Regions from separate parts of the Homo sapiens genome. Here region 2 is linked to region 1. A link is a loop called in an ENCODE intact Hi-C map of the cell type or tissue named here. Cell type or tissue: PC-3. All regions are shown on one strand. Each heading gives the region's core, and the rest is flanking DNA. Links, peaks and the distances in the headings are about the cores only. Region 1 overlaps PLAC1 (placenta enriched 1). Region 2 has its middle 19 kb from the start of PLAC1.

The links. Peaks named below come from ENCODE experiments on the same cell type or tissue, not always from the same donor. Only the 100,000 strongest peaks of a DNase experiment are listed, where the experiment ranks them.
Region 2: a loop joins it to region 1, with 2.4 times the contacts of the local background. A loop is called at or near these places in 5 of 110 quality-filtered maps.

Annotation. Positions count from the first base shown.
Region 1 is chrX:134,618,380-134,626,713 of GRCh38, forward strand. All of the region lies in intron 1 of PLAC1 (placenta enriched 1), which reads right to left. Among named protein-coding and RNA genes, the nearest start is that of PLAC1, 36 kb to the right of the region's middle. In PC-3, for the core only: no CTCF peak of the experiment used is centred there; a DNase peak (open chromatin) is centred at 4,042; H3K4me3 peaks cover 590 bases; H3K27ac peaks cover 2,155 bases.
Region 2 is chrX:134,673,203-134,681,536 of GRCh38, forward strand. It overlaps a transcript of PLAC1 not described here. Among named protein-coding and RNA genes, the nearest start is that of PLAC1, 19 kb to the left of the region's middle. In PC-3, for the core only: no CTCF peak of the experiment used is centred there; a DNase peak (open chromatin) is centred at 3,439; H3K27ac peaks cover 1,112 bases.

The DNA of each region.
Region 1 (8,334 bases), core at 36-8,035:
CTATGTTTCCAGCACATTATATACATCATCTCACTTTTTTTTTTGAGACAGGTTCTCACTCTGTTGCCCAGGATGGAGTGCAGTGGTGCGATCATGGCTCACTGTAGCCTCAACCTCCCAGGCTCAAGCAATCCTCCCACCTTAGCTTCCTCAGTTGCTGGGACTACAGGTGTGCACCACCATGCCTGGCTAATCTTTTATTTTTATTTTTATTTTAGTAGAGACGTGTTTTCGTTATGTTGCCTAGGCTGGTCTTGAATTCCTGGGCTCCAGCGATCTGCCCACCTCAGCCTCCCAAAGGGCTGTGATTACAGGCGTGAGCCACCATGCCCAGCCTCATCATCTCACTTATAATCCTCACAACAACCCTGTTATTATTCCCATCTGCCAGATGAAAACTGAGGCTCAGAGAGATTAAGTGACTTTCCCAAGGTCACAGAGCTCTCTGATTCTAAAGCTGAAGTCATGCAACAAAGATGTCTGCCTTATAGGCTGTACTCTGGGGTTGACAACTGAGGACAAGGAATTAGAAATGTTATCAAATAATACCTTATTTTAGTCTACAACAATTGCCATTCAACTCCTATTAGCATGGTTAATACCCTGCAAATACGACAGAGAAAAAGTCAAAGCTTGGCACTATGTCCCATGGGTACCTATCCTTCAGAGGCAGCAGAAGGAAGAGAACCAGACCATGCAATTGACAGAGACAAAGCCACCTTCTTAAAAAATTGCAGTTGAAGCTGCATACTTTAGGACTCACAAACACAATTATAGTTCCACCATTTTTTTCACCCAGTTTTTCTTCACCTTTTTGGGTGTTAACCCTTTTGAGAATTTGAGGAAAGCTGTAGATCCTCTCAGAAAAGTATGTAAAAGCAAAAACACAATTCTGCACATAGTTTCAGAAAAATTCACCCAGCTTCCCATAGCTAGTCCAAGAGCAACAGACCCCATGTTTAAAACTCCTGCATTAAGAAAACCTAATTCTGGCTGGACGCGGTGGCTCATGCCTGTAATCCCAGCACTTTGGGAGGGCGAGGTGAGCAGATCACGAGGTCAGGAGTTCAAGACCAGCCTGGCCAACATGGTGAAACCCCATCTCCACTGAAAATACAAAAATTAGCCAGGCATGGTGGCATGCGCCTGTAATCCCAGCTACTTGGGAGGCTGAGGCAGGAGAAGCGTTTGAACCTGGGAGGCGGAGGTTGCAGTGAGCTGAGATTGCGCCACTGCACTTGAGCCTGGGTGACAAAGCAAGACTCCATCTCAAAAAAAAAAAAAAGAAAAAAGAAAAGAAAAAGAAAACCTAATTCTGTGTTTTAGAAAATGATAAACTAGAGATCAATGATTTCTTTAAATAACAAGCCGATCTAGGGCACAAAAATAAGGATTTGCTTTATGAAAATTTTGTTTTCAATGTCTAATTGCCTGCATGAGGTACACTTACAATGAACATATCTCTATTTCCCTAGTGCCCCATGCAATTAGAAATGATGATGGCACAGACGACCATCATAACTGTCCAGAACAGAAAGCTGGAAACTATAGGTACAGTAGGCAGTAAGTTTTTTGTTTGTTTGTTTGTTCATTTGTTTTGTCACTGGAGGGTGGACAGTGACTCATCAGATAGGAATAGCTTTACTGGATGGGGACTAGACTATATGACTTTATTAAACAGCACCATTCAGTATCATGAGTCAAAGGTTCTAAGACCCATGTAAACCTGGAGAAGACTCAGACCACAAGTCTGTTCCTGCTAAACAGCTTATGGCTTCATGAAAGGCCAGACACCTGATGGGACAAACTAAGTAGATACTGGCTGACTTACTTGAGTCTACAGTCAACCTTCTTATAGTGGCCCATGTTATTTCAAATAGCAACTGTTAGTTCCTTGCCAACTAGAGGTCCCATTGTTCTTTTACAAAAATATTAGATAATCCAAACCCAAGTCATTCCAACACCATTTCCCCCTGGCCTCTTGTATTTTGAGTTGACAAGTTCTTACCATAATCTTCAATAGCATTGTTAGTCCTAGCCTGATATTTCTTCTTCTAAGCCCACTTCCAGTGTTTAAGCCCTCATATAAAAGGTGCTTAGTTGTAAGTCATAGATCCTATGTGGTGGTCCTATAGAACTTTCTTCTTTAAAAACCTTTTTCATCTGAAAGTAAGAGGTTGTGTGGTACGTTAGAAGGAGCACTGCATGCGGAGCCCCTAGTTCCATCATCTATTGCCTCTCCACCTCTCCGATACTCAATTCCCTCTATCAGACAGGTGACAGTCCTTACCCTGCCTATCTCACAGGAGCCTCGAAAGATTCAAATAAGATAGTGAGTATACAGATAATGTATTAAGCGTAGTGTTAGAAAATGAGAACTCATAACCATTATTTCATTTAAGCTTCAAACCAACTCCATGAACTACGCAAATCCTTACCATTCTGTCATATATTAATTCACTTTCTTGACATATTCATTCATATATTCATTGCTTTCTTTTTCTCTCTCACTCTCACTTATTCAGAAAACATTATTACTAGGCACTATGTGTAGCTAAAGTATTTACTGAATCAGAAACAGGCTTAGAAAAGTAAGATAACACTTCAAAGCTTACACTTCTTGGGTCACCCTTCACACCCAAGGGAACTGGGACACTCCCTCCTTCCTTCTCCCCTCTCCTCTTGCCAGACCAGTTTGTTTTCCATTACTCCACATTGCCTGTTCCAGAACATTTCCCCCATTAGATGAAGAAATTTTTACTTGCTTATGAAAAATAGATCCTTGGCCAGGCGCAGTGGCTCATGCCTGTAATCCCAGCACTTTGGGAGGCTGAGTCTGGCGGATCACTTAAGGTCTGGAGTTCAAGACCAGCCTGGCCAACATGGTGAAATCCCATCTCTACTAAAACTACAAAAATTAGCCAGGTGTGGTGGTGCGCAACTGTGATCCCAGCTACTTGAGAGGCTGAGGCAGGAGAATCGCTTGAACCCGGGAGGTGGAGGTTGCCGCGAGCCGAGATCGTGCCACTGCACTCCAGCCCGGGCAACAGAGCAGGCTCTGTCTCAAAAAAAAAAAAAAAAAAAAAAAAAAAAAGAAAAGAAAATCCTCGGTCTTGTTTGAGACCTCGGAGGCAGTTAGTCCTGTTTTCTCCTTGTGAGCATGAGGGTGAGGCAGGCCTCTTGGACTTGAATCCTCAATGACTGAACTGTTTGAGTTGTATATGGCTTTCAGAATATGGCTGAGTATGTTCACTCTCTCTTTTTCCCTGCTGCCCTTTTCTATTTTGCAAGTTGTAAATAAAATCTGTCACCCCCAAATGCACCAGGTGTCTTCCACTTTCTAATTGAGCAAGGCAGACTCTTTTCCAGCCAACAGTCTTAAAATATTTACCCAAATTTTGGGTTCACTGGATTACTGCTTTAAGCTGGTGAGCAACCCAACTGAAGGTCAATGTTTGTTTCCTGAAGTTGTCCAATGGCCGTGTGGTACTCAGACCTGAAAATGATAACGTTACTCCAGATTGCAAACTCCCCAAGGTGCATCCTGGAGATGGAAGCCAGCCCACAATATTTTCTGATCGGTCAGCATAAGTGATCCTCTCTTTTGAGTTCAAGGTGGGCTCAGAATTGAAACTGTCTTGAGATAAAGCAGATCAGCCCCAATTCACCCCTGGGCTCTGAGCAGAGGAATGTGAAAGGCCCCTCCAGTCAGGGAAGGCATCTGCTCCGCTTGGCTTTGGGCTGTATCAGTTGGCAGATGAAGCTCTGTGCAAATGCTGGCCAGACCAAAATGGTGCCGAGACAGCCACAATGTTGTTTAGAAAAAAGAAAGGAAACATCTGCAAATCCTGCCTTGGTGCTGAGCGGGGACAGCCTGCTGCTTTTCCTCATGGGCCCACGGTGGGCTACCTCCTGACTGATCAGAAGGGTTCCCTGAAACAAATGCATTTGAAAGATATTTTCCATCCCCCTCCTCCCCCCTCCACAGGAAATTCTTGTGTTTAGTCATCCTTACTACATGGGCTGAGTCAGCAAGCTCTGCTTTAACCACAGCTGCTTTCAAATGGTAAGTTAAGACCAGTTAGTTGAATGAGGAGGCTTGGCTGAAACACTTTGACAGCTGGAGCTCCAAAATCGGATGGGTAAACTAGAGGAATTGCAATTTGGATACTGCTCAACACCTTCGAGTCCTTCTGGGTGGGCCTCAGTTACTTTTTTAGTACATTGATACCATGGAGCATTCCAGAACTAGAAGGGACAGCACTTTGAGTGCCTTAAGAGATAACTAAGGTGCAGTGGCAAGCTGTGTTGGCCTAAGATTTAAATCCTGGTCCTGCTAATAATTTGCTATATGACTATAGGGCAATTATCTCCTCCCTCTGTGTATTAGCATTCTCAATCCTTAAAATAGAGGTTTGGATATGATGACCTCTAAGGGTTCTTCCTGCTCTGGTGGTCTATGAAACAATCTAGGACAGATGGCCAGCCACTCTTTTCCCAATTTACCAGGGGAAGACACTACATAACCTGTTTTGGGAATGTGGCCCAGCATTTTATCTGTGTGTGGTAAAAATGTCTTCCCTGGGTCTAACCACAATCTGTTTTCTCTTGTTTGGGCCTCTGTAGACATGGAGCACCCTCAGGGAACATTCTTTTCTAAAGATCCTTTGTCAACTACAAGAGCCTTCACGTCTGAGCTCTGTTAAATCCTCTGCAATGGCAGACAATTGCTTATTGCTGGGGTCTCAATGAGCACACTTTCCCTCTCGTCAGATAGTTTTTCATATTTTTGGTCATTATCACTGACTTGTGAACCCAGGGACACTAAGGCTGGGCTAGTTGGACAGTAGCTCTATAGAAAAGGGAAAGTCATCTATTCCAGAGCAGATACAAGTTGTTCTCACAAAAGTTGTCCTAGACCACAAAGAGTCTTGGACACAAGAGGGAGGATGGCCCTGTGGAATCCAACCTTTCAACTCCTGGATCCATACTTGGACATTTGAGCCCAATGGACAAATAGTTAACATTTGCCGAGCACTTAATATGTGTGTGCTACACGTTGTTCTAAGCACTTTACATGCCCACGTGATCTTATCTAATCCTTGCAACTGTACTCTGCAGTAGTGTGATTATTATTCGTATTTTACAGATTAGGAACCTGAGGCACAGAAAGGTTAATTAACTCACTGGAGGTAAACAGCTAGTAAGCACTCTAATCCAGGAATGCTAGCTCAGGGATCTCTGCTCCACACCATTATGCTTCTGAGTGGGGCCAGCTGCATGGGAGGACTGAGGCTAGTACTGATGATTCTGGCTCCTGTGAGGGACAGCCCGCCCCACATGCCGCATGTGCCTGCATCTCTTGTCAGGTGTTGGTTCCTGCCCTGGTTCCCGTGGCATTCTGTGCCCCTTCTACATAGAAAGAAGCTTCCTCGTGCAGAGCTGCAAAGTGTTGACTTTACAACACCGGAAATGGGTCATGTTTTCCTTTTAAAAGGGAAACACAGGGAAAGAACATTATATAAAATTAGTTTCCCCAAACTAAAGAAAGAGTTGGAAAATAGCCACATTCCTCTCTGCTGATAAGTGCATTAGATTTATCAAGTGTCAGAGTTTGGGGAGAACTTGTAGCTTGTCTAGTCCAAGTCCTTCGTGTTACATATTAGGAAACTGAGGCTGAGAAAGTGGTATTAGATACATGCAGATCGAGGGCCAGGAGAGCTCTTAAAAGGTTGGGAAATGGACAGAAATGACACAGACTAATTTATAATTGCCCTTTAAGCCAACCCTACAAAGGAATCTGAAGGACGGATTCATCCACACTGGAGCCACTTTTTCCAGTGGGCTTCCCCAACCCCTTGCATAACAGGGATTCCATAAGCATGAGCTTCAAATGCACTGAGATAACACCCAGCTACCACATTCAGATGATCAAGGTCCATGGCTAAACGGTAATGTTCCTATAACCTTCCTTAACAGCAAACCTGCTTTCAGAATAGATCCCACATCAACAATCACAAAGGACTTTGGAAAAAGCCACTTCTGTTGAAAAAGAAGCTGATCAACCACTGGACTAATGACTGTGATACAAAGAAAAGATACCTCTCAAAGCCTACTATAATGAGAGCAGAATGGAGCCATCTTACTTTTCAGTATTGAATGTGCAGATGTTACTGAAATATTTTCAAGCCAAAGGCTTGTAAAGTATTACTTTAAAATAAATTATATGATAGTATAAATTTTCACTGATCTTAACACAGGAGTCAATATAGAAAAGCTAGAAGAAGAACCTGGGGCTTTGTATGTGGTTAAAACTGCCCAGGAATTGGCCCAGGGGAATAGTATCTTAATGGCTGTTTTCAAAGAAAGATCCTCTTGCATTCCCCAGTGTCAACCCACAATGTATTTTCCAGTATCTTCCTCCTAAACTCAGAAAAAAGGTGTCAGCATTTAAAAATACAAAGTACACAATGGGAGATCTTGCCTAATTTGCCTGCTAATGAAGCAGATAGATAGATGACAGATAAATGATAGATAGATAGATAGATAGATAGATAGATAGATAGATAGATAGGAGAAACCTTATTAAGTATCATGTCTCCTAGGTGCAACTACAGCTAGACTCAAACAGATCTTTAAAAGATCCACATCGTATTTTGGGGCATGATCTATTACAGCCTACTGACTTTCCCACATAGAAAGTCAGCCACATACCATCTTACAAATAACCAAATGAACTCCCCTTCATTTTATATGATAGCTGAAGCCTGATTACCTTTCATAATCAGCCAATATCTTAATTCATCCCAGGTTGCAGCTGGGCTCCAGGAACATGGAAGAAGCTTGGTTTAGGAGGGAAGGCAGAGGGTGAGAGAAATGGGGTATATGTGTACATGTGCATGGCACACAGAATCACTTTTGAAGATTTTTATAGGTAGTCAGTACTTCTAAGCTAGAAAAAACCTGCCTTTGTAGTGTTAGGGGATGACATTTCATTGCAAAAATAAATGATTTGGTCATTACCATTTCATGGTTGCTGGCAACCACCCTCCTCTGCTTTCTAACAATTTCCATTTTAGGCACTGACAAGCCCTTCAAAGTGATTCAGCCAAATATCCACCCAAAGTTGCGTATTTGGCAGTTTCAAACTGAGAAATCTGGGTCCTCTGGGCAAAAATGTCAGAAAGGGCTCCCTCCTTCTTTGTCAATTGTGAAACAAACAGATCACCATGAACAGTCACTGGGGGCTCCTTGGGCAGCCATGCCGAAGGAAAGGGAAAGAACGGAAGTTGTTGGCAGGGGCTGCTTCCTTGGCTTCAGTTTTTGCTCTCTCTCCATTGCTGCTTGCACTTTTCCTGAAGGCCAGCACTGCCTCAATCTTTAACCCTAACCAAGGCGAGGCACTGCTTTTCCACAGGCAAGTGTCCCCTGCAGAAAGAAAGTGATGACCAGGAATGGAAATCACTGGGAAATGGGTCTCGGAGGCTGTAGGGTTTAAGAATATTTTGGAAGCTCACCTCATCCAACTGGCTGAAACTCGCAGGCTATCACCATGCATCCTCACTGGGGAACTTTCAGGCTGGTCTCTGGAACCCATCTGGTCCTCTGTGCCCTGAGCAACCACAAAGCCTAGAGCACTTTGGTTTGCACAGTGAGGAGCAAAAAGTGGAGCAGATTTCAGGGAGCCTCCTGCCTGACCAGCGACTTCAAGAGCCTGAATCCCAAAAGTGCTTTCACACACGTTCCCTTCAGCCTGAAAGGTGGCTCCCTTCTCTTTATTCAGAACTCACTCTAAATGCCAGGCCACCATGGCGACACCATCCTGACCCTTAGTCCATGCCCCACCTGTATTTTTTCTTTTGCCATCTGTAATTCTATATTTGTGTGTTTACTTGCTTTTCACTCACCTTGCCTATGAAACAGTAAGCTCCCTGAGGGCAGGGGACACTTCTGTTTTGTTCAACAGTTTACTCCCAGTGTTTATCAAAGTACCTGGCACATAGTAGATGCTCAGTAAATATTTGTCAAGTGAATGAATAAAATAGTGGTATTCTGTACCTAGTTCATTTTGTGGAAATTTAAAAAGTAGGCCTATTGTCTCCACACATAGGTCTCTCCAATAAAAGCTTGCATTGGATTCTGTTGTAACCCATCTCTCTGGGAGAGACAGCTTGCCTCAGCTATCTTCTCTCCCCATCTACTCCCTTCTTCTTACTTGGCTCATGACACCCAGGATCTGGCACCAGGGCCTGGTAGCTTTTTGGCCAGAGGCAGTTAGTACTGGGGAGGTGCCAAGCAGAACTGGCTCTGCTAGCAGTGAATCAAACTTATCAC
Region 2 (8,334 bases), core at 284-8,283, 55 kb after region 1:
AAAGAGGGAGGGAGGAGAAGGAAAGGAAAGAATGGAGGAAAGGAGAGAGGGAGGGAAGGAGGGAGGGAGGAATGGAGGAAGGGAAGAAGGAAGGAAGGAGGGAGAGAAGGAAGGAAGGAGGGAAGGGGAAGGGAAGGGAAGGAGGGAGGGAGGAAGGAAGGAAGAGACAGAAGGGAGAGAGAGGGGAGACAGGGAAAAGGGAAATTTGAGTGTATTTGTGTGACAGGATGTGAGGAAGAAAATGGCCCATCATTCTGTGGCCATTTCTTTTCAGCCTAGAAACTCTGTCATGTGAAAGTCTCATCATAGTCTCAATTTTTTTTTTTTTAATAAATGGAGAGGTTTAGTAGACCAAATGATTCCAAATGAAAAGTGGCCATAGGATGCAGAGACCACCCCAGTCCCCAAGCCCTGTGGCCTAATAAGGCTGTTTCAGATTGCTGCCTCCCTCACAGAGAGATGGAATTTGTTGATAGTGAGTGTCAAACACTGGAGAGATTTGTGGATGGTTAGGCTGACACTGTCTTTTGATCTCCATCTGTTGAGGGAGGAAAGGGGCTGGCCTTGCTTTCCAACATAACTTAATCCCAGAATGAGAGCCCAAAAAGCTTCCAACAACCTGACCTAGGTACTGCCAGCCATTTTTCAAATGTCCCTCACTTGCCTTCACTCTTCTGTTCATGAGAAGAAATGTGGCTATAATCTTGTGTGGGGCTGGGTAGGACCGTTCACACGGTCTTTATCTATCCTGCAGATGAAAGGAAAAATGTTCAACAGATGGATATTTCTAAAGCCTACCACCCTTTGCTTTTTTGAAGCTACACATCTGTTGGGTATGATCACAATTCCCTACGGAGTGAAACACAAGATGGCCTACTTGAACACCAAAATCTTGGCCCAACAGCCCACTTGGGAGCCATTTAGGATATGGCCCTTTTATGACACTTCACAAGTTGAATGGTAAAGGAAGATACCAAGGTTGCCCAAATTAGCTGATATCATGGATCTTCTTCAGAAATTCTAGATTCAGGATGACATGTTGAGGAAAAATATTCCAAGCACTGAATCTTAAAACTCATTTTCTCAGCCTTATGCCTCAAATTCTCTTGGGAATCCTGAAACAGACCTGTGGAGACACTCTTAATCTTTGCAATGCCAAGAGAGCCTCCAGCCAAAAGGTCACTCAGGAATGAAATGGAAGGGTTGGGGTAAGGGCAGGGATGTTTCTATGTCTTCAGTAGATCCAAATAAGAAAAGTTCACACAGGCAATAAAAGAAGGCCAAAGTGAGAAAGGACCCAGGACAAAATAAACCTGGTTCCTACAGCATTCAACCCATACATAACCTCAATCACATGCACTGTGACCCACAAGCATCTGTGGTGCACAGACGTAGGTAATTTAGAACTGTAGAAAACAAACATCAACAGCCTCTCAAACAGTGGTTGGCTGGGTCCTCCACTTTCCTATGGGCTATGTTGGTTTCATGTAGATGTGGCCCAAGATAGACCACACTAACTGCTTTGGTACTTCCAGGATGTGGAAGAAACTATTTTGGAGTATTCAAGGAAAACTTGAAATGGGTTCTCATTGGTTTCTCACTCCTTCCTCTTCCTGTCTTTACAGCTGGCAATACAGATCAGACCCAATCTTTCAGCAGAACAGGGAAGAAAGAACTCGGCCTAAGCTCTGCTTTCACAAAAAGAACACAGGACAGGAGTTTGGGAAGAGAAAACTCATTGAGAAAACACTCGTTCTTTATTCTCTTCAATTCTTAGCTGAGGCTCTTTGGACAAATGTAACCTTTGGGACCTCAGTTGTCCTAATCATAGTATGTGGTGAACAAGAACAGTGATCCATGTGAGGCAGGGGAGCTCAATCAGTCGTCACTTAATGCATCGAACTCTGGAGTCTAGGATCAGTGGGCTTTGTTCTGAGCCCATAGACAGCCTCATTGTCTCTGAACTCTGCTAAAGGCTGAGTTGGCTCATAATTAAGAAGAAAAAGTAAGCTATTACACCTGGGCAGAGCCTAAACCTGTCGTCAGGCCTCTTGCTCCTTTTCTGTGCTAGTATTCTAGACCAGGTAAGTCCAAGACAGAAGTTGGTGAGATTGCTTTGTCCCCCCACAGGCCTCCCCAAACATCTCTAACCACGTGACCTGGATAGAAATAAAGTGGCCTGGCCGGGCGTGGTGGCTCACGCCTGTAATCCCAGCATTTCGGGAGGCCGAGGCGGGTGGATCACCTGAGGTCGGGAGTTCAAGACCAGCCTGACCAACATGGAGAAATCCCGTCTCTGCTAAAAATACAAAATTAGCCGGGCCTGGTGGTGCATGCCTGTAATCCCAGCTACTCGGGAGGCTAAGGCAGGAGAATCGCTTGAATCCAGGAGGCAGAGTTTGTGGTGAGCCAAGTTTGTGCCATTGCACTCCAGCCCGGGCAACAAGAGCGAAACTCCATCTCAAAAAAAAAAAAAAAGAAAGTGGCCTTTTTTCCCTCCTGCCATTTATGTCCCCAAAGGATGGAGGCAGAGTTAGAACTCATGGTGTGGGCAACCAATACAGAAAATCTGAGCTCTTGAGATCCATTTTGAAGCAGAGATGAAGAGTCTGAATTCCCAGATGGACCAGGTCACAACACCATTGCTCAACCCTCTGCTGTTCTGAGCGAGGCTAGAGTAGCCCTCTTTCCGTCTCCCCAAAAGGTAGAATACGGGCTCGCAGAGGCAGGAGCAAGAGGGGAGGCTAGAACAAAGGAGTCTTTCTTTAGCAGAGTGACCTTCCATAAGTCACTTAACCCTTCCATGCCCCTTGCTGTCATGTGACTCAAGTCATAATTTATTGGTTAGAAACGTTCAGTTGCTCAATGAAAAGTAATGGAAAAAGGGTGAACTCGTACAGTCATTCTACTAAGGAAACTTTGTCTATTCAATGTTAGGTTACAGAGTGGCCTTTATTTTAATTAAAAAGCATCTGGAAATTGAAAAGCCTGTTTGGCCCGGGGCCTCATTGGAGAGTAACTGAGGCATGTCATCTGGCTGGGCCATCCCCTGGTTCTCTCAGTGGGGGCTGGCGGGAATAGGGGAGTGGAGGCTGCCTGCCGAGGCCTGGTGCACTTTTTGTGACCGGAGCAGATAAGCTCCGCCGCACATACTGCTCCCTCCGCTGACATTATGGGGGCTTCTCTTACACCTCCATCCTCAACTAGGCCAGCAGCAGCAGGCTTCGTCGCCCGTGGCTTTGCTAACTGTCTCCTGAGGGAAGAGGGTCTCCCACTTTAAGCTTGTATTGTCCCAGAGATGATAAGAGATCCCAATACCAGGATGTGTTCCTGCATTCCCTGACAACCAGTGCTGACAGCAAAAACATTTCTAGACAACTTCTTGTGACTTAACTTTTATGTAGGCAGCATACTCCCCGGCCCTGCCCTTTACAGAGCACAGAATGACTGGACAGAATGGAATGCTCATCAGATGGAAAGACGCAAAACCTATCTCATTTCTGATTGTGGCTTTAATCAGGTCCATTGTCTAGTCTGGGTCTCAGTGTCCTTATTGGAGCCAATTTTATGTATGGGTCCCAAACAGCACTGATCACAGAACTTCTTGTGCAGAGTCAGCACAGAGTAGTGGTTAAGAGGACATACTGACTGGGTTTGAATTCTGACTCTACTACTTCCTGCCTGGGTGGCCTTGGGCAAAGTTACTAAATGTCCCTGTGCCTTCGTTTCCTTGGCAGTAAAACTGTAATACTAAAATTACTATTAAAAGGATAAAATGAGTTAATATATGTAAAATACTTAGAATAGTAGCAGTAAGTGCTACATAAGTGTTTGTTACAAACTGAACTTGTTCAAAATGTAGATTTGTGGGCCCGCCCCAGGAGATTTTGATGCAGTAGGCTTGGAAGGGGCCCTGGAAATATGGATTGTTTTAAAAGCCCTCTGGGTGATTCCGACGTCCACTCGCTGGATAGTCCTTAAGCTCCTGTCCAGTTGTGCACTGGGAGAGAGGTTCATTCACTCAACAGATATTAACTGAGGGGCTACTGTGTGCCAGGCACTGTACTAGCTGCTGAGGTCATAGCAGCAAACAAGTCAGACATGAGCCCTGATTCAGGAAGCTTACCTTCTAGTAAGAAAAGACAAGTAGTAAATAAGCCACCATATAAACACATAATAAATCAAACAAATACCTGATATAATTTCAGAGAGTAATACATGCTCTGAAGAAAATAAAAGAAAACAGGGTGACAATCAGGATCCTACTTTCATGAGGGTAATCAGGGAGGCCTCCTGGAGGAGGTGACAGCCGCTGGAAAAAACCATATTACCACCTAGAGGAACAGCTGGTGCAAAGTCCTTGAGGTAGGAACAAACTGGAAGGGTTTAAGGAAAGAAGGCCAGAGTGGCTGGAACGTAGTGAGTAAGGAGAGTGGTAGGGAATGGGGCTGCAGGATAGGTGAGAGTCACATAATGGCGGCCATGGCAGAGTGTTTGGATTTTATTTTAAGTGCACTGGAAAACCATCGCAGGTTTTAAGCCCGGGGGGTGACATGTTCTGACTTATGCTTTAAAAAGTTCGATTTGGCTCTTGTGTCACAAATAGACTGAGGAGGCAAGGGTTGAAGCAGGGAGACCAGTTGGGAGGCTATCATAGTGGACCAGGCAAGAGATAACAGTGGCTAAGACTGAGGGGTAGTGATGGAGGTGATGAGAAATGGTCAAATTCTGGATATATTTTGAATATGAAGCTGAGAGGATTTTTCCAGTGGATTAGATGTGGGGGATAAGGGTAAGAGAGAAATCGGGAATGACTCCTTGAGCAAGGGGATGGATGGAGACAGTGCCTCTCCCTTTCCACAAGCTCGTCTCACTGCCTATACACTTGCCCTGCTGCTATGCCTCCTTCTCCACATCACAGCCAGGCTGATATTTTGAAAATGCAAATCAGGTCATGTCACTCCCCTCATCTGTAGACTCGGTCTAATGGTTTCTTATCACACTTGGAATAAAACCAAAGTTCTTTCCATGGCCCACAACACCCTGCGTGCTCTGGTTCCTACCAACCTCTCCAAACTCATTTCCTGCCACTCTTCTGGTCACTGTCTGTGCAACACCCACTCTGGCCTCCTTGCTTTTTCTCAAACATGTCAAGAATAATCCTTTCTAAAGACCTTTGCACTTTCTGTTCCCTCTGCCTCTAACACCTTTCCCTGACCTTCCCATGTCTGGTTCCAGTGCTTCGGTTCTCTACCTGAACATCACCTCTTCCAAGAGGATTTCCCTGAGCGCCCTATCAAAAGTAGCATACCCCATCATTTTCTATCTTCTTACCCTGTTTTCTTTTTCTCTCTAGCACTTATCACTACCTGACATTCTATATTATATAGTTATCCATTTATTGTCTATCTATCTTCTAACAGTATAATGTAATTTCCACGAGATCAAGGACTTTGCTTTGTTCCCCACTGTATCCCCAGCATCTATAACATTCCTGGTGCATAGTAGGAGTGGTGGGTTGAATGATGGCCCCTAAAAAGATACATCTGTGTCCTAACCGCAGGAACCTGTGAACATGACTTTTTTGGAAGAAGGATTTTTGCAGATGTAATTAAGGATCTCAAGATGAAGTCATTGTGGATTATATAGGTGGCCTCTAAGTCAAATGATGAGTGTCCTTATAAAAGACAGAGGAGAACCACAGGGAGAGAAGAGGAAAAGACCATGTGATGACCAATGCAGAGATCAGAGTGATGCAGCCACAAGCCAAGGAGTACCTGGAGCCAGCAGAAGTTGGAAGAGGCAAGGAAAGATTCTCCCCTAGAATCTTTGGAGGAGGCAAGGCCTTGCTGACACCTTGATTTGGGACTTCTGGCTTCCAGAACTATGAAAGAAAACATTTTCTGTAGTTTAGACCACACCAAGTTTGTGGTAGTTTGTAACAGCAGCCACAGGAAATGAATACACTAGGTGTGCAATATTGTCTAATGCAAGAATGAATGAATGAAGGCAAGAATGAGTTGGAGAAAGGGTAGGCTCAAGAATCAGGAGTTCGGTATTGTCTGAGATGCCTATAACATGTGCAAGAGGGATGTCGAGTAGGCCGTGGATATATAAGACAGGAGTGGGCTGGAGAGGTCAAGTCTAGAGCTCCACATCTGGAAGCCATCAGCCACGGGGTTGGATGATATCACCATTGGAGACAATATAGTGGAGAAGAGTGCTGAAAAGAACTCTGAGGAGCAAGCTACATTTACAGTGCTGCTCCTATTCAGCTGTGCTCTCAACATGAAGTTCTGCCACCCCACCTTACCCCTAGAGCAGACATTTGGCAATGTCTGAAGACATTTTTCGTTGTCACACAACTGAGCAAGCAGGCCAGGGATGCTGCTACACATTCTACAGTGCAATGTGTGGTAATAATTTGTAATGATCTGGCTCAAAATGTCAATAGTGCTAAAGTTGAGAAACCCTGGTGTACAGAGACTAGCTTAAGTCTCCTAGATTCATGGAGTTTGTTTTTGAATCTGTTCTATACTGCACACATTTTGTTTCTCAACTCTTATTCATAAAAGAAGCAGTAAAAAGATCAAGAGGTAGAACTGTCCACCACTAGTTTATTGTGTGACCTTCAGAGATTCACTTCCTTTTTTGGAGTTTCTGGGTCCGTTTGGTGTTGGCGGGTGAAGGTGAGCAAGAGGGTGATTGAATTAGCTGCTCTCTGAGCTTAGAGTTTATGTCTCTGTTCTTTCCGCCATGGAGTGGTATATTCCCACTTGATCAAGCCACTGAGCAGAGTTTTCAGGCAAAGAGCAGAGTGCAAACTGCTTCCTAGGCAGAGACTGAATTTTGTAGGACAGCTCCAGTTTCAAACATGCTACCACCCTGAATCTTCAGAAGGACATGGGTACTCTTGTGTCCCAATATTGCAATTTGGACATTTTTCTCCTAACACTCACAGAGCACCAACTAAGAGCCAGGCACTGTTCTAAGCATCCCTTTGTTTAATTGTCACAACGACCCTAAGAAGTAGTATCATTATTATTCCCTTTTACAGATGAGGAAACTAAGGATCAGAGGTTAAGTGACCTGGCTAAAGTCATGCAGCCAGCGCATGACAGAGCTAAGACTAAGACCCAGGTATCCCTGATGCCAGAGCACACCATCATAGCTACTCTATCACACTGGCTGTCACATCACATGCCAGCGTGCCCTGGAGCTGTTAAGCAGTGAATAGAGGGAAAAGAAGAGGGTCCTGCCTGAAATACTGGCCATTTCTTTGCCTTTGAAAGGGCTTCTGTATGAGCAAGTATTCCTAAACTAAACTGAACTAAACTAAACTGAACTAAACTAAACTAAACTAAACTAAACTAAACTAAACTAAACTAAACTAAACTAAACTAAACACCTTCCTTCCCTGATCCCTTCGTCACTTGTGTGTAGCCTCTTGAGAACATTACCCAGCTAAGGGTTTGGAAAATCAGTTCTATATGTGGTGCATTCGCTGCAATTCTAGGCTTTTCATTTGGGTGCCTTAATTAAGGCCAATATTCAAGTGTCTGTGCACTGCACTTTTAATTAGAGCAGGGCAGACATGGTAGTGCTGGGGCCATTTGAGAAGGCACTGTACTTTCTCAAGCATCCTGGCCATATCCTCTCTTCCTGAAGTCAGGAAGAATGAAGCCTAATAGATAGAAAATTGCAAAGGACCCAAGTGCCCAGAGAACAACTGCTTCATTGTACAGGTGAGTCCAGTGAATTTCAAGGGGCTAAGACTTGACCAGAATCATACCGGCAGATTGGGGGCAGAATTGCAATCAGGCTCATGTGACCAGGCCAGGAAGATTCTGCATGACCAAGGTGCTCATCAGAGAAGGGGCCTCATCTGTCTTCTCAGGGCCTAAAATTGTAATAGCTGCTCTTTTGTTAGGGCATCGTGGTTTTCACAGGGCCCCTGGGAAACTGGAAATCATTTTACCTACCCATATTAATTAGTGGCCCTTAACAGAGTTAAATGAATAAACTACAGTCCCCAAGCTGTCACATACTGTGTATGATGAGATTTAAATGAGTGGTAAACACTTTGGTCGTTAAGAGGAGGGGGTCCTCCTGGGAAGTCATCACTAAGGAAATGAGGCTGCCTTGAAGGATAATGTGAGAGAAGTGGAGATGCTATTTCAAGCAGTGGGGGATAGACTGAGCTACAGTGTAGAAGTGAAATGGCATTATATACACAGTCACGACATGCACACACACACAGATACATACATGTGCACATACACATTCCTTAATTGAAGATAACAACTATTTATTAAAAAGCTATGCTGTGCCAGG